7 separate regions of the Homo sapiens genome follow, and all the other regions are linked to region 5. A link is a loop called in an ENCODE intact Hi-C map of the cell type or tissue named here. Cell type or tissue: mammary epithelial cell. All regions are shown on one strand. Region 1 has its middle 120 kb from the start of LINC00705. Region 2 overlaps LINC02668 (long intergenic non-protein coding RNA 2668). Region 3 has its middle 53 kb from the start of LINC00702. Region 4 overlaps MANCR (mitotically associated long non coding RNA). Region 5 overlaps KLF6 (KLF transcription factor 6). Region 6 holds the start of LINC00702 (long intergenic non-protein coding RNA 702). Region 7 overlaps LOC107984195 (a long non-coding RNA gene).

Evidence for each region. Peaks named below come from ENCODE experiments on the same cell type or tissue, not always from the same donor. Only the 100,000 strongest peaks of a DNase experiment are listed, where the experiment ranks them.
Region 1: a loop joins it to region 5, with 4 times the contacts of the local background. A loop is called at or near these places in 2 of 110 quality-filtered maps.
Region 2: a loop joins it to region 5, with 7 times the contacts of the local background. A loop is called at or near these places in 65 of 110 quality-filtered maps.
Region 3: it touches region 5 in a loop (4-fold over the local background); 4 of 110 quality-filtered maps call a loop at or near these places.
Region 4: a loop joins it to region 5, with 7 times the contacts of the local background. A loop is called at or near these places in 55 of 110 quality-filtered maps.
Region 6: it touches region 5 in a loop (11-fold over the local background); 30 of 110 quality-filtered maps call a loop at or near these places.
Region 7: a loop joins it to region 5, with 2.5 times the contacts of the local background. A loop is called at or near these places in 22 of 110 quality-filtered maps.

Annotation. Positions count from the first base shown.
Region 1 is chr10:4,531,903-4,535,902 of GRCh38, reverse strand. No RefSeq gene overlaps it. Among named protein-coding and RNA genes, the nearest start is that of LINC00705, 120 kb to the left of the region's middle. In mammary epithelial cell, no CTCF peak of the experiment used is centred here; a DNase peak (open chromatin) is centred at 2,102; H3K27ac peaks cover 2,492 bases.
Region 2 is chr10:3,237,985-3,241,984 of GRCh38, reverse strand. The region is part of intron 2 of LINC02668 (long intergenic non-protein coding RNA 2668); the gene reads left to right. Among named protein-coding and RNA genes, the nearest start is that of LINC02668, 18 kb to the left of the region's middle. In mammary epithelial cell, a CTCF peak has its summit at 2,188 (motif pointing left); no DNase peak of the experiment used is centred here.
Region 3 is chr10:4,189,400-4,193,399 of GRCh38, reverse strand. No RefSeq gene overlaps it. Among named protein-coding and RNA genes, the nearest start is that of LINC00702, 53 kb to the left of the region's middle. In mammary epithelial cell, no CTCF peak of the experiment used is centred here; a DNase peak (open chromatin) is centred at 1,829.
Region 4 is chr10:4,661,541-4,665,540 of GRCh38, reverse strand. The region is part of intron 1 of MANCR (mitotically associated long non coding RNA); the gene reads left to right. It overlaps LINC00705 (long intergenic non-protein coding RNA 705), which reads right to left. Exons shown (of 3, transcript NR_015425.1): 3 at 3,122-3,842. Among named protein-coding and RNA genes, the nearest start is that of LINC00705, 7.4 kb to the right of the region's middle. RefSeq lists enhancers at 2,070-2,364, 2,090-2,384, 1,655-2,854, 2,238-3,220, 3,221-4,000. In mammary epithelial cell, no CTCF peak of the experiment used is centred here; a DNase peak (open chromatin) is centred at 2,220; H3K27ac peaks cover 3,726 bases.
Region 5 is chr10:3,779,905-3,783,904 of GRCh38, reverse strand. KLF6 (KLF transcription factor 6) reads left to right here. Exons shown (of 4, transcript NM_001300.6): 2 at 1,691-2,264; 3 at 3,676-3,799. Among named protein-coding and RNA genes, the nearest start is that of KLF6, 3.3 kb to the left of the region's middle. RefSeq lists enhancers at 1-430, 499-568, 729-798, 1,656-2,491. In mammary epithelial cell, a CTCF peak has its summit at 2,303; DNase peaks (open chromatin) are centred at 854, 1,094, 3,384, 3,574 and 1 weaker place; H3K4me3 peaks cover 4,000 bases; H3K27ac peaks cover 4,000 bases.
Region 6 is chr10:4,240,117-4,244,116 of GRCh38, reverse strand. It overlaps LINC00702 (long intergenic non-protein coding RNA 702), which reads left to right and starts at 205. Exons shown (of 3, transcript NR_108040.1): 1 at 205-294; 2 at 430-613. In mammary epithelial cell, no CTCF peak of the experiment used is centred here; DNase peaks (open chromatin) are centred at 266, 1,336 and 2,136; H3K4me3 peaks cover 1,831 bases; H3K27ac peaks cover 3,534 bases.
Region 7 is chr10:4,073,203-4,077,202 of GRCh38, reverse strand. The region is part of intron 4 of LOC107984195 (a long non-coding RNA gene); the gene reads right to left. Among named protein-coding and RNA genes, the nearest start is that of MIR6078, 84 kb to the right of the region's middle. In mammary epithelial cell, no CTCF peak of the experiment used is centred here; DNase peaks (open chromatin) are centred at 2,262 and 3,072; H3K27ac peaks cover 2,088 bases.

The sequences.
Region 1 (4,000 bases), 750 kb before region 5:
CAGAGGGCGGCTGCATACCTGGGAATCTCCTGGACTCTGCTCCATGCACCTCTTCCCTTGGCTGAGTTCAATTCATATAATTCTGCTGTAATAAACTGTAACTGCGAGTATCACAGCTTCCAGTGAGTTATGTGAGTCCTTCTAGGAAATTATCAAGCCTGAGTGTGGTATTGGTGACTCCTTAACTTCACAGAAGTATGCATAATTACGTATGGAGTACTGCTGCCAAAAAACACATACTTGAATCTAATTATGAGAAATAATTGACAGATCCTGAATGTGGAACGTTTTATAAAAACAATTAGCTGGAACTCTTAATTATGCCAAAAATCTGAAATGAATAAACCAAAGAGGTGGAAAGATTTTTTCTAGTATAAAGAGTTATAACACTCAGAAAACTGCTTCTCCTAACCACAGAATAAAAGTCTTTCTGTTCAGATAGTTTAGGCCAATGTAGGTCACATGCCCACCCTTGGACCAATCAGATACACCAAGGGATGGCTGTGCATTGCCTGGCATAGGCCTGAGTTTATGAACCACTCCTGGTAGAGTTCATGAGGTTGCTCTGGTTTGCTCAGCCTATGCAGAGACTACCCTGGGAATTGAGGCTGGGGTCATGTTTCCTTATCACATACACTATAAGGAGGAAAAGAGCATAGGCAACACCTCTATCCAAGGCATACCCACACTTTATTCTGATTTTAGGTTCAAACATACAGAAACAGCCAATGTCCACCTACTTCTAAAACTCAAGTGACACTACAAACATAGAGGTATGTTATGGTACTTGGACTCCAACCACAGAGACCAAGTTTTAATATAGGTCAACATAAACCAAATGCTATTGCGACAACGAAAGATGAATAATAGCTATTTAAAAATCATTAATTAACATGGCTTGGCAACAGACACTTTTTGTCTAAGATACCACTAATATTGATTAAAAATATCTGTAGCCCCTGGTAGCATGCTTCACCATGGGTAATCTTCTCCCTCCGTTTCACTCATATATATATATATTTTTTCCTAACAGTTGGCAGGTAAGAGCAAGTTTGAGATATGTTTCAAATTTCTAGGTCCAATTTAGCCAAGAAATATCTAATTCATTTTCTTGCATCAATTTCTTTAAAAGTCGTACTCCCTTGAATCCTTTTTTTTTTTTTTTTAAGATACAGGGTCTCTGTCACCCAGGCTACTGGAATGCAGTGTTGCCATCAAAGCTCACTACAGCCTTGAACCCTTGGGTTCAAGTGATTCTCCCACCTCGGCCTTCAGAGAAGCTGGGACTGACTACAGGCATGAGCCACCATGTCTGGCTATTTTATTTTATTGGTAGAGATGAGGTCTTACTATGTTGTCCAGGCTGGTCTTAAACTCCTGGCCTTAAGCAATCCTGCAAACTCGGTCTCCCAAAATGCTGGGATTACAGGCTTGAGCCAGCGTGGCCAGCCCCCTTCTATTTTTAAAATTGGTTTTAGAATCCTAGAATTTTAGCATTAGAGGTCATCATAATGACTATAACAAATCAGGATATGGGCAAAACACAAGTCAAATCAATCGTATACCATTCTACTGGCATCAGAGGCTAAGTGTAGCCTTCTCCATGAACAAAACCTGAGAGGTGGTTCACAGAGTAGGAATTTACTCAGGTTTGCCCTGGGCCATGGCCTGCCAGGGTAACTAGAAATTAATCTAAACCTCAGTGGTGGGGTTTAATCTGGCCATAATTTTCTTTCAGCCTACAAGACAGTCTTGATGGTTGCTGTTCTTTTATTTCTCTTCATGCAACATAGAGTTTGACAGTTTAATTGATCCATCTGTATTTCTTAGGTCAAAGAGATATTCCATTGCTAGAACATTTTTTAGAAGTTTTAATACACATTTCTATATTGCTTTCTTACCTTGACCCTCCACCCTACGATCTGTTCTTTTACACAAAAAATGAATACGTGAATTAAAATTTTGATTAACAAACCAACAAATAGTAAAACACTAGCTTTTCTTAGGCAACAGATGGTGCAATCCTTGTAAGACTGCTTTCCTGGGCTGTGAACTCAGGACTTGCCTGTGGACAGGCTGGGCTTTTGACTGTAGAATTATTTACTCCGAAATGACATGCACGCACGGGCTTGTTCCACTTCCCTTCAGCCACATTTTATTTACCTCACTCTTTGCAGCATATAATATGGCATGATGGAATTCCAAAGAATACCTATCTCTGTATAGCCTGCAATAAATTTTCGTGAGGCATCATTCTGAAAAGATAAATGTATATGCTGATAACACTGTAAATGTGCAGTGCCCAAGAAACAGATTGGAGGCTTGGATTTCGCATATGTGTTGTCACATGTATGATATTTCCTGATTTGTTATGGTCATGAAGATGACCTCTGATTCTAAAATTTGATGATTTCAAAAAATAATAGAAGAAAATAGAAGTGATTTAAGAGAGTATAACTTTTTAAAAATTGGGTGAAAATAAATAGATTAGATGTTTCTAATGTTTAGGTTGGACCCAGAAATTAAAAACACATCTGAAACAAAATAATATTAAAAACAAAAGTAAAAGTAGGAATTAGAAATGCACATTAAAATAAACTAGGAACATCTTAGTTTAAAGAATTCAAATATATGATTGGGAAATACTAAAAAAAACCATCAGATGATTAGCAAATTAATATAAAGTTTTAAATTACATGAACCTAGGACTACAGCCAGGAACGATGCAGTTGCCACATGGGGTGAAATGCTGAGATCAGAAATGATAGATTTGTTGCCAGCTGAAACAACTCCAATAGCTTTTTAAAATTTTGTGATACTCACTTAATAATATAAAAATAAAAATGACTATTATTTTGAAACATTTTATTAGAAATAAATTGTTAGTAATGCTACTATTTTGAGTAATTATGGCTCTGATTAGCCCAGAAGAAAATATACACACTAAACTGGTTTTATTTTTAACGATGAAAAATGTTTTTTTGTTAAGATAAAAAGTTTAAAGTCATCAAGCTTTAAAATATTGTCTGAAATTCAAACATTAGGAAAACAGACTAAAATACACCATGAAAGTGGCTCATTTTCTTTTATTGGGGGATTATACATTCTCTATAAATCCTCAAAATACAAGTAAATGTCAATTTGTAATAGTTCTTTGCTACAAAATGGAAGACTGGTCATAAAAGAAAATGAAACACAGATATCTAGCGTTTCCAGGGGAACACTTGAGTAATATGATGAATAATGTTAGTGAAATCCATTCTGGGAAGCATTTTTGTAACCTGATTTTCTCAGTAAACATAAAACATTGACATCTCCATCTGACAAACGCTCATATCAATGGATTAAACACACCATGTGCTCCCATCGTAGCCCTGATAGCATGACACAAAACACAAAAAAGGTGAAAATACTTTCAATCTTTATGGGAAAGGATCAACTGACTTTTAACCTGCTCAATCCTCTCACTGATATTCGATAACAATTTATCCTTTAAATACTACTTAATTTAGCCTTAATTTATTTTCTGGCAGATGACTCCAGGCAAAGAGCAAGCTTGAATTCAATAAGAACCCATTTTTCCTTCTTGACTTTCATCCTTTCAAAGAATAGATAGCACAAATTGGTGGAGAGTTTTTAAACTTTATTTGCCATGTCATTTCACAAAGATGACTAGAAAATCAAGCCAAAAGTGTGGATCATCTGTTCTCAAAAGCATGTCAGGCTTCTGGTGATGGTGGAAACGTGAAGTAGTAATGTGAACAATTACAAAATAAATACACTGTAAAAATACTTATTTGAATATGCTATAGATAGCACCTTTATATCTATATTTAGATACATATATATATACACACATGTTACACACATGCACACACACAAACACACCCACACACACTCCTATGTAGATGGCCAGGTATAATAAATATCCTAAAGCAAGGAGGAGAAGGGAGATTGAACTTGACAACTTCTTAAGTTCTTGGAACTTGAGAAATGATTT
Region 2 (4,000 bases), 540 kb after region 5:
TGTGTACACTGTTGTGTGTACACGGGCGCTTGTACGTGTGCCTGTGTGCGTGCATGCATGTGAGCCTGTGTACCAAGTCTCCCGTGCAGATGCCTGAGGTTAGTGGCTGAGTACGTGGAACTTGGAGCTCTTACAAGTACTTTGAATATGAAAAGACAAATTCGTGCAATAGAGGAGCATGAGTCCTTTGCAGCTCCCTAACCGTCCATTTCATGTCAATGCTGATGTTCGTGACTGTGCGGTGCGTTGACAGAATGACAGAGTCGGTGCCTCCCCGCACTGTGGTCCCGCAGCACGATTTTATTCAGCGTGCACACATGTGGGCTGCCGGAGTCTTTAGAGTAAACAGGAGCTCACGGAGACCTGGCTGCTCCCAGGAGCACTCGAGACAGCCTCCCATGACATAATATCGTTACCGTGGCAACAGGGATATTCACTACCAGAATCACAACTATATTTCACCAATTTAGTGCTCTACTAAACACAAAATAATGCCTTCTTTAATGATGCTGGGCTGTGGTTCTTAGAAACACGGAGCCCCCTGGAGCGGGAGCCCAACTGCAGAATAAAAGTGCAGAAGGAAGGCCCCACTTGTGTGGAGAGGCGCTGCGGTCTCCCGGCATGAGAAGCTGGCACGGTTATGTGTCATGGTTCTCCATAAGAACTTTTGCAGCAAATGGCACCCACACGCCTTGGTGGCAACTCTTCCAGCCTGGGATGAGATCGGCAGAGCCTGGGTCTGAGAACTGCAGCCAGCGACTCGCTGGGCTGTTCCATGTTCCAGGCAGCTCCGAATCATCTTTTTTTTCTTGAGACAGAGTTTCTCTCTTGTTATTCAGGCTGGAGTGCAGTGGTGCCATCTCAGCTCACCACAACCTCTGCCTCCCGGGTTCAAGCGATTCTCCTGCCTCAAGCCTCCCAAGTAGCTGGGATTACAGGCATGCACCACCACGCCCGGCTAATTTTGTATTTTTAGTAGAGACGGGTTTCTCCATGTTGGTCAGGCTGGTCTCGAACTCTCGACCTCAGGTGATCCACCTGCCTTGGCCTCCCAAAGTGCTGGGATTACAGGCATGAACCACTGTGCCAGACCCGAATCATCGTTTCTGCACATGGAGAAAACCACGTGGAGAAAACCGGCAGGAGAAGAGCATGGGGCAGGGTCTGTAGGAAATGCTCAGAGAGCTTCCTGGAGGCAGGGCTGGGGAAGGCACAGGGGAGCCCGGCTTCTGCGGACGTTTCCTCCCAGGATGAGGGAGGCAGGGCTGCTGGAAGACTCACCTTTCCTCTCACTGCACTGCCATTTGTCCCAACTCATTTCCGTTCTATGTTGATTGGTTCAGAAAACATCCTATTTGGCAAATCCTAAATAGTCTCACTTTCTGTCATGGTCGTGGAATCTCTCCGTCTCGACAATGGAACCGAATTGTAAAGCGACTCTAGCTCTGAATTCCTACCTCTTGCCTTTTGTTTTTTTCCTAGAAAAAGGAAATGGAAATCCTTCCTGTTATTCTCCGCGTCCCTTCGTAGAAGGCTGCCTGAGAGGTCAGCACAGGAGTCCTCTAAGTGCCCTGCAGAGAACACGGGTCTCGGAGCCGGACAAACCTAAATTTTGAAACCCACTTTGAGTTTGAACTTGGCTGTGGGAAAGTTACACAATCGCTCTAAGCCTCTGTTTTCTCATCAGTAAAACAGAGAGGGGTTGCTTGTGTGAGAAGTGGCCGCTGCCAATCATCTGCGTGTCCTTCACTCTCCCAGGGGCCATGGGTCTGTATTCTACACATGTGGGATCTTCCTCTGGACCCTTCGGACATGGTCCACACGCTGCCCTCAGGATCTGCTGGGGTCTGCATGGGGGGTGAGACGTGAACCCCAACCACGTTCACCACAGAGAGGAAACTGGGGGGATGGAGGGGGGGACAAGGCCAGGTCACCTTCAGGTGCCGCCCGCCAGCAAGGCGGTTTGCACCCGGCTGAATGAGCTTTAAAAAAGACAGTTTTTTCTGTAGTTTAGAATCATGGTTTCACTAAATGGTGAAATAATTTTATGCCACTTCCCCTACTAATTACCATCTCATTGTTATTAGAAAGGATGGTTTCCTTGAAGTCTAGAAAATTTTGTTCCAGTCCATTTCAACGGTGCAGGAGAAACGTGGCTTCCATTCCGAGGAAGACGGCGACACCTAGTGACCGTTCCCTCGCGGTGCGATGGCCTCACACCTGTGCGGCGGGTCGTCCGGGGCGTAGGGTGCTGCGGCCTTGCGGTCTTCCCTGCGCTGCAAGGCAGGGCATGGTGGCAGATTAACACCTGGATGAACACGGGCAGGTCAGGAGACAAATAAAACCCAGAGGTCTTTGAAACTTCAAAATCCCGTAGGGTGTGTGACCCCAGTGAGCCCCACGCTACATCCAGCGAGAACCGAGAAGTGATGGTGCAGACATTCTTGGGTCCCCCAGACAGAACACACCGGGAGTTACTGCCTCTTTCTCATCCCGAGTCCTCCTGACTTTCCCCAGCACCCATCGTGGCTGCAGCCAGGACACAGGTAAATGTAATTTCCCTCCCCTTCCATCCTCGCTTTCACATCGGTGTGATTGACTGAGGGCCTGCAGACTCTCTCCACGTGCGGGTGCCCTGCAGCCTGACACACAAATGCGTTCATCCTTCCCCTTTATCCTGACCCCGAACTAATGACGCAGCTTCCTGAGACACAGAGGATGCTTCTCCTCGTCCCCCCTCGCGCTCTGAAGTGGGAAAAGATGTGTTCCATCTGTTCTGGAATTTTCACTGTAAAGAAGAGAATGAATTTTAACTGTGTTTTTGACATATCCCTAAACAAGAAGTGGTTTATAGAGTGAAACCATTTTCCCTTCATCTAAAATTTAAAAAAAAAAAAAAAGAGAGAGAAAAGTGCAAGACTGAAGATGTGTGTTGAGCGGGGTGAGGAAGCGTGGGGGACTCGGCGCTGGAGGAGCCCCGGGTGTGTTTAGGGTTTGTGGTCAGGGGCCCTGGGCACCAGGTCCAGTCTGAAGCACCCGGGGGGATGGACGATGTTTGTGTAAGAGAGGGACAAAGGGATGGCAGGGTGGCCAAGCAGAGACGCGATTCCCTCTGTGCCCTTCCTGGACCAGCTTTGTATTCTAACAGCAACGTCTCTGTTCTTGGGAAGAGCTCCTCGGTGATTACCTGCCCGCCCCTTGTCTCCTCTTATTCCCGCTGCCACAGGGCAGGGCCGCCCAGCTCCAGCTCAGACACACACCTGCTCCAACTGCTGTGCTGGTCACAGGCCCAGAGCACCACGTGTCCTCTGGGGTCTGTGTGGTCGGCGCCGTGCGTGGGACCACTGTGAGTGACCCTCCTCTTGTGTCACAGAGCCACTGTACCCGTGTGCACCTGTGCTCTGAGACCTGGATACCCCTGGAAGGACAGACACCGAGGACCCGAGTGCACTGGAGTCCCGCTCCCACAGATCCTGCTGCTGGGAGAACTGTCAGCCAGGAACGGGACTGCGGTGGGGAATTCCTTCTGTCAACACACTTTCTAATCTAAGCTCCAGACTCCACTTCCAGACTAGCACAGGCTTTTTCCCCCACATCTCCTTCTCTGCAGCCGGGGCTCCTGCCGGGTCTGCGGAGCCCAGAGCCATGCTCTCTGCCGACTCCATCTCCAGATGCCTGCCCCGGCACCCACGCTGTTGCCAGGACACCAGTGAACCCAGACAGGGTGAGCAGGTTGCAGCAGGGTACCGGGAGGAATGCCCGGCTGGCCCATGTCTTGAAATCAGTCTCATTGAACAATCCGGGAAAGAGATGACCTAGCCTATTCTAAGGCTATCGATGTGAATTGGATTCTTCCATTTCCCCTGAATTCTCTGATTAAAATGATAATTATGCAATAGCTGTTTTCCATTTTAAAAGCTGAGTATGACTTCCCTACTTGGTGGAAGGCTGTCTGCCCAGAAAATGTTGCTATTTAATGCTTTCTGAAAAAGCGTTATCT
Region 3 (4,000 bases), 410 kb before region 5:
TTTCTCCCTCATGTCCTGAGCTCACCTTTCTACATCTGGGGTTAGGACATACCTTCCTGTATCAAATACGCCCTGCCACCACTTCATAACCCTCAGGACACCCACTTCCAAACAGAAACACGAGGGCTTTTTCAAAATAAACTGTCAGACTTATTGTAGTTATGTCTTCTCAGCCACTTAGCCCATGCAAAACTGTGCTGAAGTCCTCAATCATTTTCTAACTTTTTCACTTGTCACTGATGAATTTTTGAGCATTGGGTCTCGCCCCATTTTCCCTGTAAGTCCTGCGATTTTGACTGCCTGATTTTACTCAAAGTGATGATCTTATTTCAGAACTCACTGTAAAAGTTCCTGGTGCTGTAGTGAAAAGGCAGGGTGAGAGATGGGAATTTGGGAGTCTTGGATACCAGGGTTAGAGGACGTCATCTGTGGAGCACCTTCACGTATGATCACAGAGTGTGATTTCTCAGGAGCTGGCTTCCTCCTCTAGGAGCACTGGGTCCTGGTCCCCATCTCCACATCTCACCTTCTAGCACAGGGCCTGGCTGCTGGAGCTGCTTGGTGATTTCCTCAGCGAACTATTCCTGGAACAATATATGTCATTCTTCAAAATCCTAATCGCTGTGAATAAAATGGTGTTCGTTGCAACTTTGACTGAGTCTGAACCGAGTTGTACGCAGGCATTAAGTCCATTTTATTCTTAAAATATGTGTGCAAATGTTGGCTCCAGTTTTCGTTTGTTTGTTTTGGGTGTGCATGTTTTGTTTCATTTTGGAGGCTCTGTAAAGTTCTCCAGATTGTGTCCTGCTGACCCCCCCGAATAATGCAGCAGGTGTGGCCCACCCCATGGCCCTCTCAAGGGCCTTCATGACAGCTCATGCCTGAGCTGTGGCCCATGGCGTCCACGGACCCACAGGAAACTTACATATCTTTTTTACTCCAGTTGTCCCATTCCGGGCCCCATGGGCATCATACCCACATTCCCCCCAAGTCCCCAGAGCATTAGCCCCTATATCAGTGGGGGTTCAGCTGGTGTGGAGGGCACTGTGGCTTGGGCAGGAAAAGTGAGGCAGAAAAGATAGTGGCTTCTTTAGAATAATGTTCTCTTTCTCCCTCTGTAGCCATCTTTATAGATGGGAGGATAGGGGATTTGCTCAATTGGTTTTGTTAAAATCACTCCTTTTAGAAACATGTGAAATAAAATGGCTGGCACAGCAGTGAGAAAGTTTGAAATCCTAGAAGATGAAGCTTTAGGGCTTTTGTCATAGCTGTGGGCAGAACAAGCGCCCTACCCATTCATGTCAGAGCTGGTGAAGTGGGGCAGGGAGGGACGTGGGTAGGGCCTTTCCTTACCGCCCTTAAAAACCCCTCCATGTCCCTGCTAATCAGCTGCTTTGTCCCAGAAAGATTCTTTTCTTTGCGCTTTCCTTAAACATGCTACTTTCTCTGAGTTATGAAATGGGTAAATGCCAGTAAATAAATGCTACCTCTTTGTGTCTCATAATCCACTTCCTAAAACTGCCCACCATTGCTACCTCCAAGACCCTTCCCTGAACTGGCCCAGCAAACATTTTATGACTGGCTCTCAAGCAGACCCACTTGTGTCCAAAATCCTTAGCAAATGGGCCAAGCTGGCTGCCTTCCTGCTTTGGGTACGTAAAATTCAATGTGTGTAAATAATCACACTCCCAACCATTCACTTGGGGAAAGTTATTGTATTTCCCATGCTGTTGAAAACCCAGCGTGTCAAAGTCATGCTTCATAGCATCACCCCGGGCAGATATATCATCGTCTCACTCCAGTAAAACCTCTTTATGGGTGATAGATTTTATTTGTGGGTTTATGACAAATATCTGAAACATCAGGTATTCATGTTGTAATCACCTTTTACGGGCTTTAGTTTTCTCCCATGGTCAAAAAGAACACGCACACCGTTGCCTACGATTTAGAAAGGCTGAGACTTGGGTACTCATTCCCCTGCCTTGGGCAGGTTGCTCAATTTCCCCATGTTGCATCTTTATAAAACCTACCTTGCACAAAGGTGATGATAATTAATTGGGCATTAATTCTAGTGTTCTTTGAAGATTTAAAAGTGCTCTTTGTGGCTATCACTTCAACAGCTTTATGACTTTGGGTCTTTTTTCCTGGGTTTTACTGATTTTTTTTTTAATTAATACATTAACATTAACTCCTAAATGAGAATGTTCTTCTGGCATTTTTTCAGTTTTGAAGAGTAACTTTTCAGGTTTGGCAAAAGAAACTGACATAAAAACATGCCAGGATTTGCATTAGTGAGATTTACTATATTTCTTTGTTCTTAATGCTAGAGGGTGAGAAACCTGCCATGCACACAGACAGGCTTGAAATATATTCTGCAGATAGTTCGTTCTAAGAAATGCTGAGTGAATGGTACATGTGATTGGGACACCATTATACGCTGGCACAACCTGGGTTGTGGGGGAATTGGTTCGTTTCCATAGGGAGGAAGTGAGGACTGTCCTGGCAGCTACTGAAGGAGGAAACGGTCACTGAGGAGAGAGATGTTCATGCTGTGGACTGTCTTTCTGTACAGGGATGAGGTCAGGCATCTGAAGCCAAAAACCCAGAGACCCATGGGTCCTCCTTTGGACGTGTAGGCCAACGTGTAGGGCCCACCAGACACGGTCATAAATGCCTCTGGGTTTCTTGAAAGCAGACACTCTGGAAACAGGAACTGCATTTCTCTACCACACACTCAGCATTGGGATAAACGAGTCCCGCAGATAAGGCAGAGAGGTTTCTAGAAATTGTCAAAATGGCCCTGGAATCTAGTTCTATGTATGCACCTGCTGTGTAATCTTGAGCACATTTTATGAGTTGTCTCATCAGCTGCATCCTTATCAATTGAACAACAACAACAACAAAAACATGATCTCTTCTGAGAACGGAATGCATTGAAATTTCAAATTATGTATTATTAAGTAGGGGTAGGTATAAAGTTAATTTTTTTTAGTTGAACCATCTTATGGTGAAAAATGAATGCTTGTGCACTGTTGATGGGAGTCTAAATTCATCTAACCATTGTGGAAAACAGTATGGCGATGCTTCGAAGACCTACCATTTGAACCAGTATTCCCATTGCTAGGTATATACCCAAAGGCAAATAAATCATTCTACCATAAAGACACATGCACACATATGTTCACTGTAGCATTATTCACAGTATCAAAGACATAGAATCAACCTAAATGCCCATCAGTGATAGACTGGATAAAGAAAATGTGGTACATATACACCATGGAATATTATGCAGCCATAAATAAAAGAATGAGATCATGTCCTCTGCTGGAACATAGATGGAGCTGGAGGCTATTATTCTTAACAACCTAATGCAGAAACAGAAAATCAAATACTTCATGTCCTTGCTTATAAATGGGAGCTAAATGATGAGAACACATGGGGACAAAGAAGGGAACAACAGAAACTTGGGCCTATCAGAAGGTGGAAGGTGAGAGAAGGGATAGGATCAGAGAAAATAACTAATGGGTACTCAGCCTAAATACCTGGATGATAAAATAATCTGTACAACAAATCCCCATGACACAAGTTTATCTATATAACAAATCGGCACATGTACCCCTGAACTTAAAATAAAAGTTAAAAATAAAAAGTTGAACCATCTAACGTAAGAAGGTATATTTAAAAGGCATACACACTGCACGAAGGTAAGCTAAACATTAAATTAGATTTAGATGTGGCACAAAATACATTACCTTGGGAAAATAACTACACACTTGGATGCAACGCAGTGGCCTTTTCCCTCAGCACGTTCACCGTATCAGCTTACAAGCTTCCTGACTCCATTCCAGAAACAGCAAGCGTCCACCCAGCCAATGATGCTCTCCATTCTGAACCATACTGAATTAGATAATGTATATTACAACTATGACAAGCAAAAGAAGCAATGATGGCAAGGAACTGTTCCTACATTTCACACACATTCAAAAAATTCCAAGTAAAT
Region 4 (4,000 bases), 880 kb before region 5:
AATGGTGCAGCTACTGCAGAAATCAGTCTGACAGTTAAATGATTAAACTAGTTACTATATGACCTGGCAATTCCACTTCTAGATACACACCCTAGAGAAATAAAAACATATGTCCAAACAAAAACTTGTACATCAAAGTTCATAGCAGCATTTTTTTTTTTTTTTGGTCAGAATGTGGAAACCAAAAACAAATATAGCCAAAATGTGGAAACAACCAAATGTCCATTTAAGAGAGAGTGAATGGGTAAATAAAGTGTTGCATAGCCCTACAATGAAATATTATCCAGCCACACAATAAGTGAAGTTCTGGTACATGGTAACATGTGGCTGAATCTTAAAAACATTATCGAAGATAAGGAAGCTAGAAATCTTAATATAAAAAATATAAAATGTCCAGAAATAGTATATCCATAGAGACAAAAACTAGATTAGTGTTTGCCAGGGCTGAGGGAAGAGGAGAAGTTACTGCTAGTATGGAATTTCTTTTTGTTGTGTGAATACATTTGGGAATTATATAGTAGTGATGAATGTGCAACTTTGTGAATACATGAAAACCACTGAAGTGTACACTTTAAAATGGTTCATTTCATAGTATGTTTTTATCTGTATTAAAAAACAGGCCAGGCATGGTGGCTCATACCTATAATCTCAGCACTTTGGGAGGCCAAGGTGGGTGGATCACTTGAGGTCAGGAATTTGGGACCAGCCTGGCCAACATGGGGAAACCCCATCATATCTAAAAATTAAAAAAAAAAATTAGCTGGGCGTGATGGCACACACCTGCAATCCCAGCTACCTGGGAGGCTGAGGCAGGAGAATTAGCTGGGCCTGGTGGCGGGCGCCTGTAATCCTAGCTACTAGGTAGGCTGAGGCAGGAGATTAGCTTGAACCTGGGAGACAGAGGTTGCAATGAGCCGAGATGGCAGCACTGCACTCCAGCCTGGGCAACAGAGCGATTCTCTGTTTCAATAAACAAACAAACAAAAAACAGTATGTGACAAAAATATAGCCGTGGAATGAGGAAACAAACTTTTATCATTTATAGCTAGAAATGGACATGTCTAGATATAGAAATTATTTTTCAGATGAGCAATGCAAGCATTCACTTCTTATATTTCAAAGACCCTCAGCTTTGCCACAAAATCCACAAGGGCATATATTATACAATTGTTTAACAGATGTTGATTTAGTGAAGTCAATGAGTCTTTAATGTCCATTTATTTATGTAGTAATGGTTGAGTTCCACCTAATGACTCTAGATTTAGTTATAACAGGATTTCACATATTTGGGCAATTCTTTATATATTTTTCACATTACTTTATATCATCCTTTCAATAACATTTCAGTTAGACTTGGGCATTTTTGTTCCCATTTTATGTATGGAGAACCTAAAGAAATGAGAACTTCAGGGTTTTATTCAAGATTGTGTAATAAATGATGGAGGCCCTACCAGTCCCAAACCCTCATTCTTAAATTACCTCCAAATACATCAAAGGGAGAACCCACACAAAGACAAATATCCACGTTAAACATTTCATGAGAACGCTTTTTCCTGCTAGCTTAAAAAAATCAAGCTGATATGTAGTTTCATGGTAGTGAATGAAACGCTCCTTAGACTTTATTTTTAAAGCCATTCTTCTTTGAATGGTTTGAAGAACCTGCAGTAACGCTCAGCTCTGCCTTGTGAAACAGAATGTTCATATCATCTTGTTACTCTTTAAAAAGACATTTTGGCTCTGAATAGTTCACAGATTAAAATAGGTTAACACGCAGGACGTTAATCTCTGTTTATAGAAAATACCGAGACAGATGGAGAAGTAATTATGAATAAAAATAGATCTGTTTCTCAAACAGATTCCTGTACAGAGGCATTTAAACATCAAAGAAACTGAAGGCAGGGGCAGGGTGAAACCTAGCCCGTTGCTTTGACACACCGTCCTGGAGTGACAAATAGGATATTGACAGGGGAATCTGTTTAAGCCTGGAGCCATAGCTAAGCTGGACTTCCAGTAGCTTCTATTATAAGTAGCTTTTTCTGTGCCACCTAGATTTATTTGGCTGTGCCACTGTAATTTTGGACTGGAACTGAATGAACACAGTGTTGGTCTGAATACTGCTGATCCTCTGCCTATAATAGGATCAACTGACATTACCCAGGTTGCTGAGGCATGTGAAGTGCCTCTGTAACCAAACTCCACCCTTGAGTCAGAGCCTGGTAATCCCTGGAGACTAACAGACATCCACGTGTTCTGCATGATTCATGCAACTGCTATCTGCAGACAGTTGCTGGGTGAAACGCCCTGTTAAGTGTTTACTCATTATGGCTACTTTGCCCAACTACCCTTGAGTTATTTTGACTTGGACTAGAAAGGAAAAAACGAGAGCCAACAAAATGGAACAAAGAATTTGCCCTTTCTCCTGAACATTAGGATCTTTGGTGATTTATGTGTAGCTTCCCTAGGATAATATGAGACTCATGTTTACAGGGAACATGGAAATCCAGGAAACAGAGACAGAAGTCACCAAAGTGAAGAAGCAGAAATAAAAGCCAGGCTAGTCGGGATAGTGTACAGATATGCAGTTAATATAATTACAGCAAAAACAGGCATACTTGTGCCAATCTTTAAAAAAGCGTTTTAAATCTGGGGTCCCCAATCCCCAGGCTACAGACTAGTACTGGTCCGTGGTCTGTAAGGAATGCACAGCAGGAGGTGAGTGGTGGGCAATTGGGCACAACCGCCTGAGCTCTGCCTCCTGTCAGATCAGCTGCGGCATTAGAGTCCCACAGTAGTGCAAACCCTACTGTGAACTGCGCATGCCAGGGATCTAGATGGTGCTGTTTATGAGGATCTAATGCCTGAGAAGAACAGTTTCATCCCCAAACCATCCCCCACCTACCACATCCGTGGACAAAATGGGTCCCTGCTACTGTTAATATTGGGGACTGCTCTTTTGAACGATGGTAAATGATTTTACTCAGTTTTGTTTTCTGAAAAGACTGCTTCAAATTAACTTTTTGAAGTTTTCCATCAAGTGTGTGTGACAAGTAAAGGAAATACTGCTACAAAAATATGATAATGGACTTGCCATTATTTAGCATGTTATTATTGCCCAACAACATTTTTTTCCTGGATGATAAGTATTTATTAGATATGACGGTTACAGAAAAATATAAGCATGAACAGTATGCATCTATTTGAATGCATAAGTGTGTTCACAGGTGGTTTCAGAGAGAGAAATTGAGAATGAGTTGAGGGGAAGAAGATTAAAAAGGAAGGGGGACTCAGAGATCTGCAGTGACCCAAATATCAACAAGGCTTGGGAACATTTTGGATCCTGACAAGGGGCTGCTCTCCAAACCACGTGTGTGCTCAGCGTTGTACACAGTTCAGTTTACTTCATGTGTTGGAATTCAATGGTGCCAAAGTACATTGGCAAACAAAGTGGACAGAAGAGATAATCTGCTTGTCAGCTAGAGACAGACAAGAGGCATGGAGAGGGGTGGCTGAAAATAGGGCCGTTGGCATGCGCTCAGGGACTGGAGTGGAGGAAAGTGCTTGGGGGCACTGCAAATAGCACTGATGGGGAAATCTAGGAGGTTGGGTCACACTGAGCCTGTGAGCCACGGATCAGGAGAAAACAAGACATGTGATAGGCAAACCCATGGGCTTCTGATGCAGGCGCTGTGCTGTGTTCCTCATGGGGCTCCTGGCAGATGGCTTGGGAGAGGGGCTTGTGTGCCTGTAAAGCCGTCTCCGGGGACCTGAGCTGCGAGGTGTGCGAAGTAGCCTCTCGCTCCTCATAGGCAGTTCTTTCACATATCTGCCAGAGGACGGCTCTTCTGCAAGAAAGAAAAGGAAACACAAACGGAGTGGAGGAGTCCTGTCGAGCAGCCAGCCCTGATGCTTTTAGTTCTCTCCCTCTTTACAGAGTTCACATCCACGCATGGCCACAGAGTAGGAGAGGTCACTGCTACGGTGATCAATTCATATCAAAACT
Region 5 (4,000 bases):
CTGCTCCCTAGGACGTGATTGAAATTGATCTAAGTAGTTTCCTTCGGGCGTTTGGGATTTGGGCAAACGGCCAGACCTGGCTCTTGGTCGCCTTTGGAGGCTTTTAAACTCTCCGAGAGCTTCGTTCAGGTCCCGGGTGCTCATCAGCGTAATGGAGATTTTAAATTGGCCGGATTATTAAAGTTTAACAAGATCTCCATAAATGTGCTTTTCTTTTTTCTTTGTTAAATCAATAAAATACATCGCTGCTGCCTCTCTTCAGAACGCTGTAGTGTGCATTGTAACTCAGACGCCTGGTTTCGGGGGAAAGGGGAAAGCATGATTCTCCCGTGTGCTTGCTCCCACCGGCTGTGTGCGAGCCTGGGGAGGGGGAGGGATTGCCTGTGGCAGGAGAGAGGCACACTGCTAAGTCAGCCTGAGCCCCTGGGGTAGGCTGCGCTCAGGAAGGTCCCTGCCCGGAAAAATGACGTGCTCACCAGAGCCGTTTGGTGTAGAAACTGAAATCTGTAGAATTGCCAGTAGTATAGACAACCTTATATGGACATGCAGGCAGCTGATCCTCGTGAAAATCAGGGCAGACATAATTTAATCCTAAAATGTTTCCTACCATTTTTCTTTTCCAGTGGCTAGAAAGTTTGAAATGGTGGGGAGAGGGGATGCTGATCTCGGCAGTTGTAGCTTCTTGAAAGGTTGGTTGCGGGGCTGGGGAAGGGGTACTGTCCATGCCACACTGCATGTCCATTTGAGCTGGGTCCTTATTTGGCTGCTGATGAGAATTTCAAAAGGAAGTCTCCTTTGGCATTGCGTGAAAGAAATCAGAGTGATGACTCATGCAGTTGTACTCTTGGCCAGTAGATAAAGTTCTTGTTCATTGTGGGACTCCCAGCAGGGCCGTGGAGTAATTTCCCCTTGCACCCTTCACAATAGCAGATGGCCATGCTGGAATTATTTCTGCACTCCTGTTGTTGAAGTTCCTTGTTTTTCTCTGACCACTGTAGAAGTAATTAAAGTTCTGTGTCATGCAAGGGCCTGCACTTGGGAACGGCATTCTGTGAAAACATAGGCGGTCTGGGCTACACAGGAAATGGGTGGTTTTTCTGCAGCTCCATTCGATGCCCCTGAATACAGACAGCTGCTGTCTCCTCTCCCCCGAGTGTGGCCCTGTGTTGTCAGCCGTGTCCCCAAGGGGGTCCCTCAGAACACGCTGTGTGCCGTGCAGTCTTTCTGTCCTGTGTGGGTATCTGTGGAGTGTGAAGGGTGGATGGCTGGGGCTTTCCTTAAAACACATGGTTCTTGACAATGTCAGATAATCTGGTTGAACCTGTTGGGGAGGAGTATGTGTATGGGGCCGGTTCTCTTCCTCTGGTTTCATGAGAAACATCAACACTGGTAACTACAACAAAAAAACCGGCTTAGTGATCATCACTCATTGTGGCCCTTGGCCCAACATTGGGAAAGCCAGGAGAGGTTTCACCCTCCGACTTTTCCTCTGAATTCTTACCATTCTAGAAACAGATTTCCTCTAACTTCCGTAAGGACACGGATGCTTAATTACAAAAGGTTTTGCCCCTGTAGTGACCGGGCAGCAATGTTATCTGTCCTTCATTCTTGCATGTTTTTGGAAATTGCTTTTGCTTTTACTTTTGGTCGTCATGGCAATCACGTGCCTTCTCTGGTTCATTTTGCACAGACCTGCCTAGAGCTGGAACGTTACCTCCAGAGCGAGCCCTGCTATGTTTCAGCCTCAGAAATCAAATTTGACAGCCAGGAAGATCTGTGGACCAAAATCATTCTGGCTCGGGAGAAAAAGGAGGAATCCGAACTGAAGATATCTTCCAGTCCTCCAGAGGACACTCTCATCAGCCCGAGCTTTTGTTACAACTTAGAGACCAACAGCCTGAACTCAGATGTCAGCAGCGAATCCTCTGACAGCTCCGAGGAACTTTCTCCCACGGCCAAGTTTACCTCCGACCCCATTGGCGAAGTTTTGGTCAGCTCGGGAAAATTGAGCTCCTCTGTCACCTCCACGCCTCCATCTTCTCCGGAACTGAGCAGGGAACCTTCTCAACTGTGGGGTTGCGTGCCCGGGGAGCTGCCCTCGCCAGGGAAGGTGCGCAGCGGGACTTCGGGGAAGCCAGGTGACAAGGGAAATGGCGATGCCTCCCCCGACGGCAGGAGGAGGGTGCACCGGTGCCACTTTAACGGCTGCAGGAAAGTTTACACCAAAAGCTCCCACTTGAAAGCACACCAGCGGACGCACACAGGTCAGTGCCCACGCGGGCCCCGGAGGGCGGCCGCTGGTGGGCGCCACTGCATTGCACCAGCCCTGGAGGGAGCCGGGCCTGGCTGCACAGGATGTGGTCAGGGCAGACAAATCCTCACTTCCTCAGATGTTTTCCACCAAAGCATTAGGTCTTTTTGGAGTTCAGAGTAGAATCCTAAAGACTGGACTTTTGAGTTGGATAAATGTGTAACAATTTTCAGATTAAACAAACAAGAGACTAGATCCTTTTCTCCACGGACACCCAAACCTCCACCCCCCACCCCTTAGTAGTGCTGGGGATCCGAGGCCACTGCCCCTTCACCAGTGCACTCGCACGAGGCTACCTCGAGCGGCCCTGGGGTTTCCTAAATGAAACTCAAGGGTCAGGACAGAGGGTTGCTGGGCAGCGTGGAGTGTGTGGGTTTGATGCTGACGGCCCGAGGCCCGAGTGGGACCGGCCTGCTCTGTAAGCAGCAGCATTGATCAGCGAGTGTTTCCTGAGAACTTCTCCGTGTCTCATGCAGCCTTTGTTTCTGATACCGCTTGAAACAGTTTCTTAATGAAATGCCATACCTAGGTGAAAGTGCTATTTAAAAATACCTTGACATGTTCTAGGATAATTGGTGAGGAATCACAGAACATTTAGAACTGGGAAGGGTCTTAGTGATCACGTGATGCAGGCTCTTCTCTTATCAGTAGGAGAGCAAATTGCTGAGAGTCAGTCCCAGACAGGCTTGGTGACAGCTGAGATTGAGATCCGGGTGGCCCAATATCCAGGCCCAGGCCTGTCTCAACATACCCTGAGATTGGCTTGACAACTTTGTTTTCTCAGGTAGCACTTGTAGTAAATTCATATTTATGATTTGACCAAGGAATGAAGTGAACCCAGTTGTTCAATTGCCATTTAGAGAATGATTCCGGGGCCCTGTACTGGGGCTTTCCAGAAGCTCGTAACTTCAGCTTTGTAGAAAGGTAGAACGTCCCTGAGGAAACTGCAGAGGCACATTCCATAGGGAAGTGAGGATGGAACAGAAGTGTGTTTGGGAGAAACAGTTGCCATGAAGAAAGCAATAGCTCTGCCTTTGCCGGGGCTGTGGGTCCGGCAGGCTGACACCTCATCCCGCAAGCATTTTGCTGGTCTGAGTCGTGGTCGTTCTTCCACGTTAACTTTGATGACAGCACCATGGGCTTGGCTGAAGCTGTGTCCCTTGGACAGCAGTGGGAGGCCTGAGACTGGGTCAGGAGAGAGCTGCTGTTGTCTCTCTGAGGCTGCCAGTTGTTGTGTGTTACCGATGCCAGAAGCCACTGGGTCCCTGGCCTTGCATCCCACCACTGTGTGTGTTGTTGAATTTCCCCTTTCCGTCTGCGGGTCAGTGAAGTCATGGGCTGCTTGTCCTGTGCTCTCTCCCCAGGAGAAAAGCCTTACAGATGCTCATGGGAAGGGTGTGAGTGGCGTTTTGCAAGAAGTGATGAGTTAACCAGGCACTTCCGAAAGCACACCGGGGCCAAGCCTTTTAAATGCTCCCACTGTGACAGGTACGTGCCTGAGGACAATGCTGGGCAAGGAGCGTGGGGCCTTGGGAATGTGATGACCAGGGTTGAGTAGGTGTGCAGGGCACATTCGAAGGAAGGCATGCAGTTTCCTATGTGTGAACATTTCTTTTCAAGCCTGGGACTTTTTAGAAAGTTTCTGGTGTGCTCATTGTCCATGGTTAGGAAGAACTGTTCCACATACAC
Region 6 (4,000 bases), 460 kb before region 5:
TAAGTAAGGTCATGCCAAACTACTTTAAGAATATATCTGTGGTAAAAATACATTCTAGGCTACATTACATAGAGTGAGATTTGTGGGAAATAACTTGCCCTTTTCTTCTATTAAAGGGCAGAGTTTTTTGGAAAAAAAAAAAGATAGTTCAATTTCCTCTCTCCAAGCTGTCTTTTTAAAATAACATAACATAACACATAGTTTGACACAACTCCACATGACTCAGAAGCCCTTCTTAAAATAAGACCAGACCACATTCATGGAGGCTGAGTCACCTCTAACCTTCCAAACTTGGTGAGGATTACTAACCAGAACATATTTTTATTCCTAAGATAGTATGAGAAAGTTCTGATCTTGACAGTTCACGTAACATTCAATCAATTATACCATTGCTCTATCTCTAAAGTTTTCTTTTTCTCCTTTTCTCAGTGTCTTACCAAGAATGAAAGGCAACCTATGTAAAAACTATGGGCTTTCTAGTATAAATAAAAACTACTCATCTCCAGAAAATAAACAATGACTGCTAAGATGATTGAAAAAAGAAAGGAGAAGAAAGTAGCTTGTAAAAGCGTGTGAAATGCATTCACGTTGGAATCTCCTACAGGCACTTCAGGTAAGAATTCTACCTTATCCTCTGTGTTTTACTCCAGAAAAGCATTTCCTTTTCCAGATCCAGGAAAAAAAAAAACTTTTTAAACAAAATTCAGCATTTTTTAATTAAAAATTGACACTAATGCGTATATCCTAGACTGCACTGCATTGCATATTATGCTGTTGTGTGTGATAAGTTTACGTTTTCACGATTCTGTCTGAAAGCTTAAAGATGTATGTTTTACAAAAATAGCTCTAGTACAATAGGACAATAAAACGTGAACTCTTGAAGATCTGAATTGGAATTATTTTCTGACAGACTATATTTTCAATTTCTTTATTTGATAAATGAAGATGGATAACATTGACCTCATGTGTAACTACAACGAATTCAAGGGTGTGGACATGTTTTTCAGGTCTTCAGACTGTAAACATTTTAAGTGTGATTGCTGTGAATGAAGGAAACCCAGAGCCATCATGACAAGCCTAAACTCAAAGGGGACTGATTTCTTCTACACTGAATGTTTCATTAGTGACAGGGCCCAGATAATAAAGAATTGTGCTCACTTCCTGTGAGTGATGGCTTTCCCTCAATTGTATGCTGAGTAACATTTACAGTATTCATTTTTAAGCACCCATCTTCCTGGGAGCCCTATTTCCCCTAAGCTTTCAATTGATCCTCCTAAGAGCAGAGATCACTTAGGCACTGAGCTATGCAGCTGCTGCCTGAGTCTCCTGGACGCCTGCCCTCACCTCCAGCCACATGAAAAACATTCAAGCTTTAACTTCAGAAATGTTCTCTAACCCACTCCCAGACACCCAACTGATTAAATCATAGATTAGAGGAAAAAATTCTTGCCTGAAATTGTCATCTTGCACGTATGCTGATGTCCAGAAGGACACATCCTGGTGGGAAGTGACTGCATGTTTTGTTCATATTACAAGTCCTGTTGACAAAAGAGAATAATACAGGTGTCCTCCTGAAACTGTCACCACAGTGACCTTCCTCAGTCAAAAAGAAATATAAATATTATTGTGTTTCTCGTGTCTGAGGCACCTCTGAAAGCATTTATCTTTTCAGAGAGTTCAGCACTTCATCTCACGGGTTAATTAAACCAACCTGTAGTGGCAAAGTTTAGTGGTAGTGAAAATAAACATAATCCTCTTTCTGTTGCCCAACCTTTCAGTTTCATTTTGTAATTTTTCAATACAGGGGCACAATAAGTGATAATCCTGGATTCCAAATGATTTCCACTTCTTTCTCTGCCACCTTCCCTGCCCCAACACCTGCCATCCCTCATTTACACAATTCAAGTAATCAAGGGGCAGTTTGGCTCCCTTTTTCTGGAGGCAAACTTTTGCAGAGTTTTAACTTACTCAGTGGGAAGAAAAGCCCCCAAAACACTGAAGCATACCAAGCAAATAAATAAATAAATGCACAAAGGCTCCCTGCGGTTGTCTGACGAGGATACTGGAGCAAGCAGCCTGAAGAACAAACGTCTGACTGTTGAAACAGCGAGACAGGAATAAACCCATGGGGCCACATCTGGGAGTGTGAGTGTGTGAATGGAACTAAGCTGGTCTCCCACACAACAGGAATTCCACCAAAAGTATGCGCTCTGTATGGGAGGACAGAAAAAAAATGTGTTTAAAATATCACTAAGGAAACCCAGATACATTATCTCTGCCAGACTACAGAAGACAGTACAGTTAGTGCTTGTCTCAAAATGACAGAAACAGAGAACATGCTTTGATGATGTCGAAGATGCAGGAAAATAGAAAAATAAAAACGGTGGAAAGATTTTTTTTTAATGCCCTAAAATGAGCAAGACGCCTCCCTTTTCATAGCACCAGGAGACATTTCCATTGCTTTTTTTTCATGCTTGTGGCTTTTTGAGGGCAAAGAGTAAGTGAAATCCAATAATTTGGTCTTTCTGCTCCAAAGTTTTGGCTGCCATAAACTTATTGTTCGAATATCAGAATGGTTGTTCCTGCTTTGACGCCTGTGAAACAATTTGTTTCAATATCATAGCACAGTTTTAAAAGTATGTTTTGACTCCAGAAATATGTTTGACCTCAGAATTTTGAAAGCGTGTTTTGACCTTTAAACTCTTACTTCAAGAAGACATATGTGTGCATGTGTGTGTTTGTAGGGTGTGTGTGTGTGTCTTGTAGAATCTCACATTTTATTCAGTAGCTTAGCTCCATTTCAATGCCAGTTAAATTTTAGCATTATAATAATACAATGAATTACTCTCTAAAAATAGGTTGAAATGTATTTCTATTTGTGAAGTTTAGGCAAATGACACCATCTGCAATATCCTTTAACAGATTAGCTATTGTAAAGGCATCATCTTTAGGAATAATACTTTTCTGCATCATAATAATTTCCTGTTATTCCTAAGGCAAGTGCTGGATGATTGTTGTTTCAGTGTGGATCAGCCTGACTTCAATCCATCTGTGCTTCCCAGGGCCGACTCCTGAATTCCTCCTCCATGCCATCATACCTTATTGGCTCTCCTGCTGTTACGTTCAGTCATAATGTTAAAAACTCAGACTATTAAAATGTAAAGATATGAATTCTTTTTGAAATTGTCAACATGGAAGAGTCTATCTACAGTCTGCTTTTAATTTAGCCGCAAAATGACTTAGCTGATGCAACAATTTCACATGCTGAGGAAGAGTTTTCGATTGCCGAATTAGTGTGATAAAGTGATGGTGAGGTTTTCTGTTGACTCTGGAAGCAACAACAAAAATGGTGGTGCTCTTCTCCATACCCATGTTCATAGATATATCGTTACAGATGACACTCAAACTTTGATTTTTTTTCTTTTTTGGCTGACTGCTTGAAACACATGTAGCCCCAGGAAACAAGTAGAGCCACCCCAGGGAACTAAAAAACAAGTGAGTAACCGAAGACTCTAAACCATGTGCAGTAGAAATCCTTGACTCTTGTTACAGAGATGCCTGGAGGTTAATCCACATGACAGGGATGAATTATCTATTGATGGGATATTTTTAAAATATCACCCAAAAGTTTGTAAGCATATACATAAAATTAATTCAAATAATTTAATGTGAAAGCTGAAGAATGAATCAGTAAATTTTAAGAAAAAAGTAAACCCAGATAATAAGACAAATTGTAGATAAGAACAATCACAAATTGTTGATTCTAACATGCAGTTTTCTACTGCTTAAAACCCTTTGAAGTCTTAACCAAATACACTGTCACCATTTTTATAAACTCATTTATTGTGAACCATTTATTAATTGATACACAAGCACACACTTTTTAGAGGTAGATATTGCAATAAATAATTCTGACACTTTAGTTAACAGTTTAATCAACTAAAAGATAAATTCCCGACAAATGTGTTAAATGACAAATTTTATTTTTCATCATAACCCA
Region 7 (4,000 bases), 290 kb before region 5:
AGGCTGAGGATTAAGTGAGGAAGTTGCTATTGTCGCATGCAAGCAGCTGGCATTGCCGCCTGTGCCATGAGGCTTGCCTCTCGGACTCCAGCCAGAGTGCCTCTGTTCAGTAGTTTTAACAGTCGTATCTGTCTGGGTTAGACTGCAATCATTCCAAATTCAGTTTAAGTCAGCTTTGAGATACGTACACCAAAACACTCGATATAAGCCAGAGTTAGATTAATGGAAATATGGAAGCAGAACAAGACAGGAGATGTCTGGGCCACTGAGTGCCACTCAGACAGCCAACCAAAGATCATGTTCATTTCTGAGCAGACAATCGAATCAGAACCCTGGCTCTGGGACCTGTTCAGAGAAAAACAGAACTAAAGAGAGGACAAGGGAGTGTATGGCACAAGATGACTAAAGAAAGTCTAAGTCTTTGATCTCAGAAAGAGAAGTTTAGAGGCACCTGATACCTAACTTCAGATAGCCAGCAATTTGCCATGACAACGATGAACCCTGCTTGTTCTGGGGCCACAAAACAGAACTGGGAGGAATAGCTCAGGCTGTGCACAAATAGATTTTCTGGCTAATACAAGGAAGGACCTTCTATAATGGCCAGTATTCTCTGAAAATAAAATTGAACTTCTCAGGGAGGTTTCAGCTTCTTTTGAAGAATTCTTCAGGATGGAGAGTCAATGGTTAAGACGCTTGAAGGTGGGAGTTGAGCCTCAGACTTATCTGGATTAAGAGTAAGGACTGTCGGCAGGGTGTGGTGGCTCATGTCTGTAATCCCAGCATTCTGGGAGGCCAAGGCGTCAGATCACTTGGGGTCAGGAGTTCGAGACCAGCCTGGCCAATATGATGAAACCCTGTCTCTACCAAAAATACAAAAATTATCTGGGTTTGATGGCAAGTGCCTCTAATCCCAGCTACTCAGGAGGCTGAGGCAGGAGAATCACTTGAACCCAGGAGGAGGAGGTTGCAGTGAGCTGAGATCATGCCACTGCACTCCAGACTGGGTGACAGAGGGAGACTCCATCTCAAAATAAATAAATAAATAAATACATAAGAGTCAGGACTGTCACATCCCTTTCAGGTCTGTGTTTCCTATGCCTGCATCTTCTGGAAAAGCTCTCACTATATCTAAGCACTAAACAAATTCATGTCTCTGAAAGAGTCCATCCAAAGTTTGAACCCCAATGCCGTTCAACACCTAATGGTATAAACAGGTATGTGTTCAACACACAAAATCTCCAAGGAACTAGTGTTATCTCAATAACTCACAGGGATCTCAAGAAATGACTGCCAGTAAAGATCATCCTTTCAGAGAACTTGTATTTGTGAGAGCATTTTCTTCTTAGGTCATCCTAACTAAAAGGAACGGAAGGGAAAGGAGGGGCGGGTGTCTTAGTTTTCTGGGGCTGCTTTCATGTAGTACCACAAACTGAATGTCTTAGAAGAACCGAAGTTTATTGTCTCACAGTTCCGGAGGCTGGAAGTCCAAGATCAAGGTGTCAGCAGGGTTGGCTCTTCCCGAGGGTGTGCAGGAGAATCTGTTCATAGCTCTCTCCTGGCTTCTCATGGTTTGTTGATGATCTGTTTCATTCCTTGGCCTGGGGAAGCATCACTCTGAACTCTGCCTGTTCCCTGTGGGTGTGTGCATGTCTGTCTCTGTGTCTGAATTTGCCCTTTTTCTAAGGACGTCAGTCATATTGGATTAGGGCTCACCTTCACGACCTCTTTATTTCATTTTATTTGCAACAGGTTCTTGCTCTGCTGCCCAGGCTGGAGTGCAGTGGTACATTATCAGCTCACTGCAACCTCTGCCTCCCCGGCTCAAGCATCCTGACCTCTTTTAATTTGATTACCTCTGTGAAGACCCAATCTCCAAATAAAATCACATTCTGAGGTATTGGGGGTTAGGACTCCAATATATGTTTTTTTTTTGCGGGGGCAGGGGGACAAAATTTAATGTATAACAACAGGAAAGTGAAACAGTCTTACTATATACCCAGAGAAAACCACAAGAAAATAAACAGAAAGTAACCTAACTGTTAGCTTTCTATAATGGAAAATCGAATCAAATAATTTCCTCACTTAAAACACTTCAGTTGCTTGTCATTGCCCTGGGAATCAAGTTCAAATGCCTTCCCTTGCCTCCGGGCGCCTGGCTCTCCATGGCCTGGTTCCTTTTTACCTCTCTATCTGTATCTTCATGCGTTCCCCTCTGCACACTCAGCTCTGGCCTTGCTCACTGTCTGGGTTTCTGGAATGTGCCTTGACTTGCCAGCTTCAGCACTGGGAACACTGGTGTGCCTCTGCCGGGAGCATTTCTTTCCCACCCTGTCTGCACCTGAAACATCCTATCCTTTTGGGTGCAGCTTACAATTTTCTTACCTACCCATAGACTGGGCCAAGCACCTCCACAGGGAGCAATCACAGCCCTGAGTATCCAAAGGGTGAGACGAAGCTCCACCCTAAGCCTGTGCCTTATATCCCCAACCTGAAACAACCCCATGTGCACTAAGTGGTCATGAGATCAGCAAACTGGGACAAACACTCACCGGAACAAGCCAGCAGTGAAGACAAGCCACATGCACAGGCAGCCACCCTGATGAATCTCAAGCTCACTATGTTAAATCAAAGGAGTCATACGTAAAGTGCACATGGTGTGATTCTGTTGATATGAAATACAAATGCAGGCACAGGCAGTGTTTGAAGAGTCCATGAAGGAACTTTCTAAGAAAATGAAAAAGTCCCTTATCTCATTCTGGGCTTTGCTAACATGAATATATACAATTGTTCAAAGTCATCTAATTGGACACTTCAGAGAAAAACAATTTAATATTGACTTTTTACTGCACTATCTTTCTCTAAGCATCTCTCCCCAACCTGATAAGGCATTTGCTCTCAGCAGAGGCCTATAGAAGTCATCCATGCCTCCAGTTTTTAAAAGCAGCTTTTCTTGCCATGTGTTGTTCTAAGCTGCCCCTCTGGGTGTGACTTCTGGCGGCAGCTTCTGGACTGACACATTCATCCAGGCTTCCAAAGCTGGGCTGCAATGGCCTCAAGTGATGCCTCTGTTGCCTGCTGAGTAACCAGGCTTGTCCTCACCAGACCTTTAGAAAACACTGGATCTCAACTCCATTTATGGGAATTATTCCACTTCCTGTTAGATTGCATTTGGGAAATAATTTGGAGTGCCACCTCCCAGTGGTGTTTTTTATTCCTTCTGACTAAGCTTCTCTCTGGATTCTTGGTGAATGCTCAATATCTTCAAGGAAGGAAGGAAAATGATAGATAGAGGAATGATAGATGAATGCACACATAGAAGCAAAAGCTCCAGTCCCTCTCAATATGTTCTTCCCTCCATTCCTCAGCAAAGCACCATGATTCATGAGCATAAAAGGCCCTAGGAAGAATGTTTATGTTGCATCGTGTCATACATGATATTACATGGTTTCCCAAAGCACTATCAGAAAACTGTATAGACTAAACAGATACTGACAATAAATGGATGTCGTACAGACAACATAGAACTCTCGCCATTTTAGGTACTCAATGGGAGGGTTTAAATGGGCCTTTAAAAATCTTCAGAACACCAAGATTTAAAGAACGACTGTGACACTTAAGCTGTTCAGCCCATTGTCCTACCTTTAGGAAGTGGATATGTTTCCTCTAGAGTCTTTCACTATCATATTTAAAGAAAAGAAAGAAGGGGCTGCAATAAACACCATACATTATTTACCAAAAAAAAATTCTGGGAAAGGTTGTTATAATGACTCTATATCCTTGCATAATTTCTCACGTGAATCAGTCAGGGGCCCAATCCATTAGAATGTTAAAGGGATTCAAAGAGAGGAAACATCAGGTAAGGTAAGATATATAATCACACCTTTTTTTCGGTGGTAAGTAATAGAAATCTAACTCAAGCAAGCTTAAATAAAAGCTTAAAGAAGTAAAAGCTATGGTTCTAATAAAGGAGTTAAATCTGACATTCAATAGGACAAAGGAA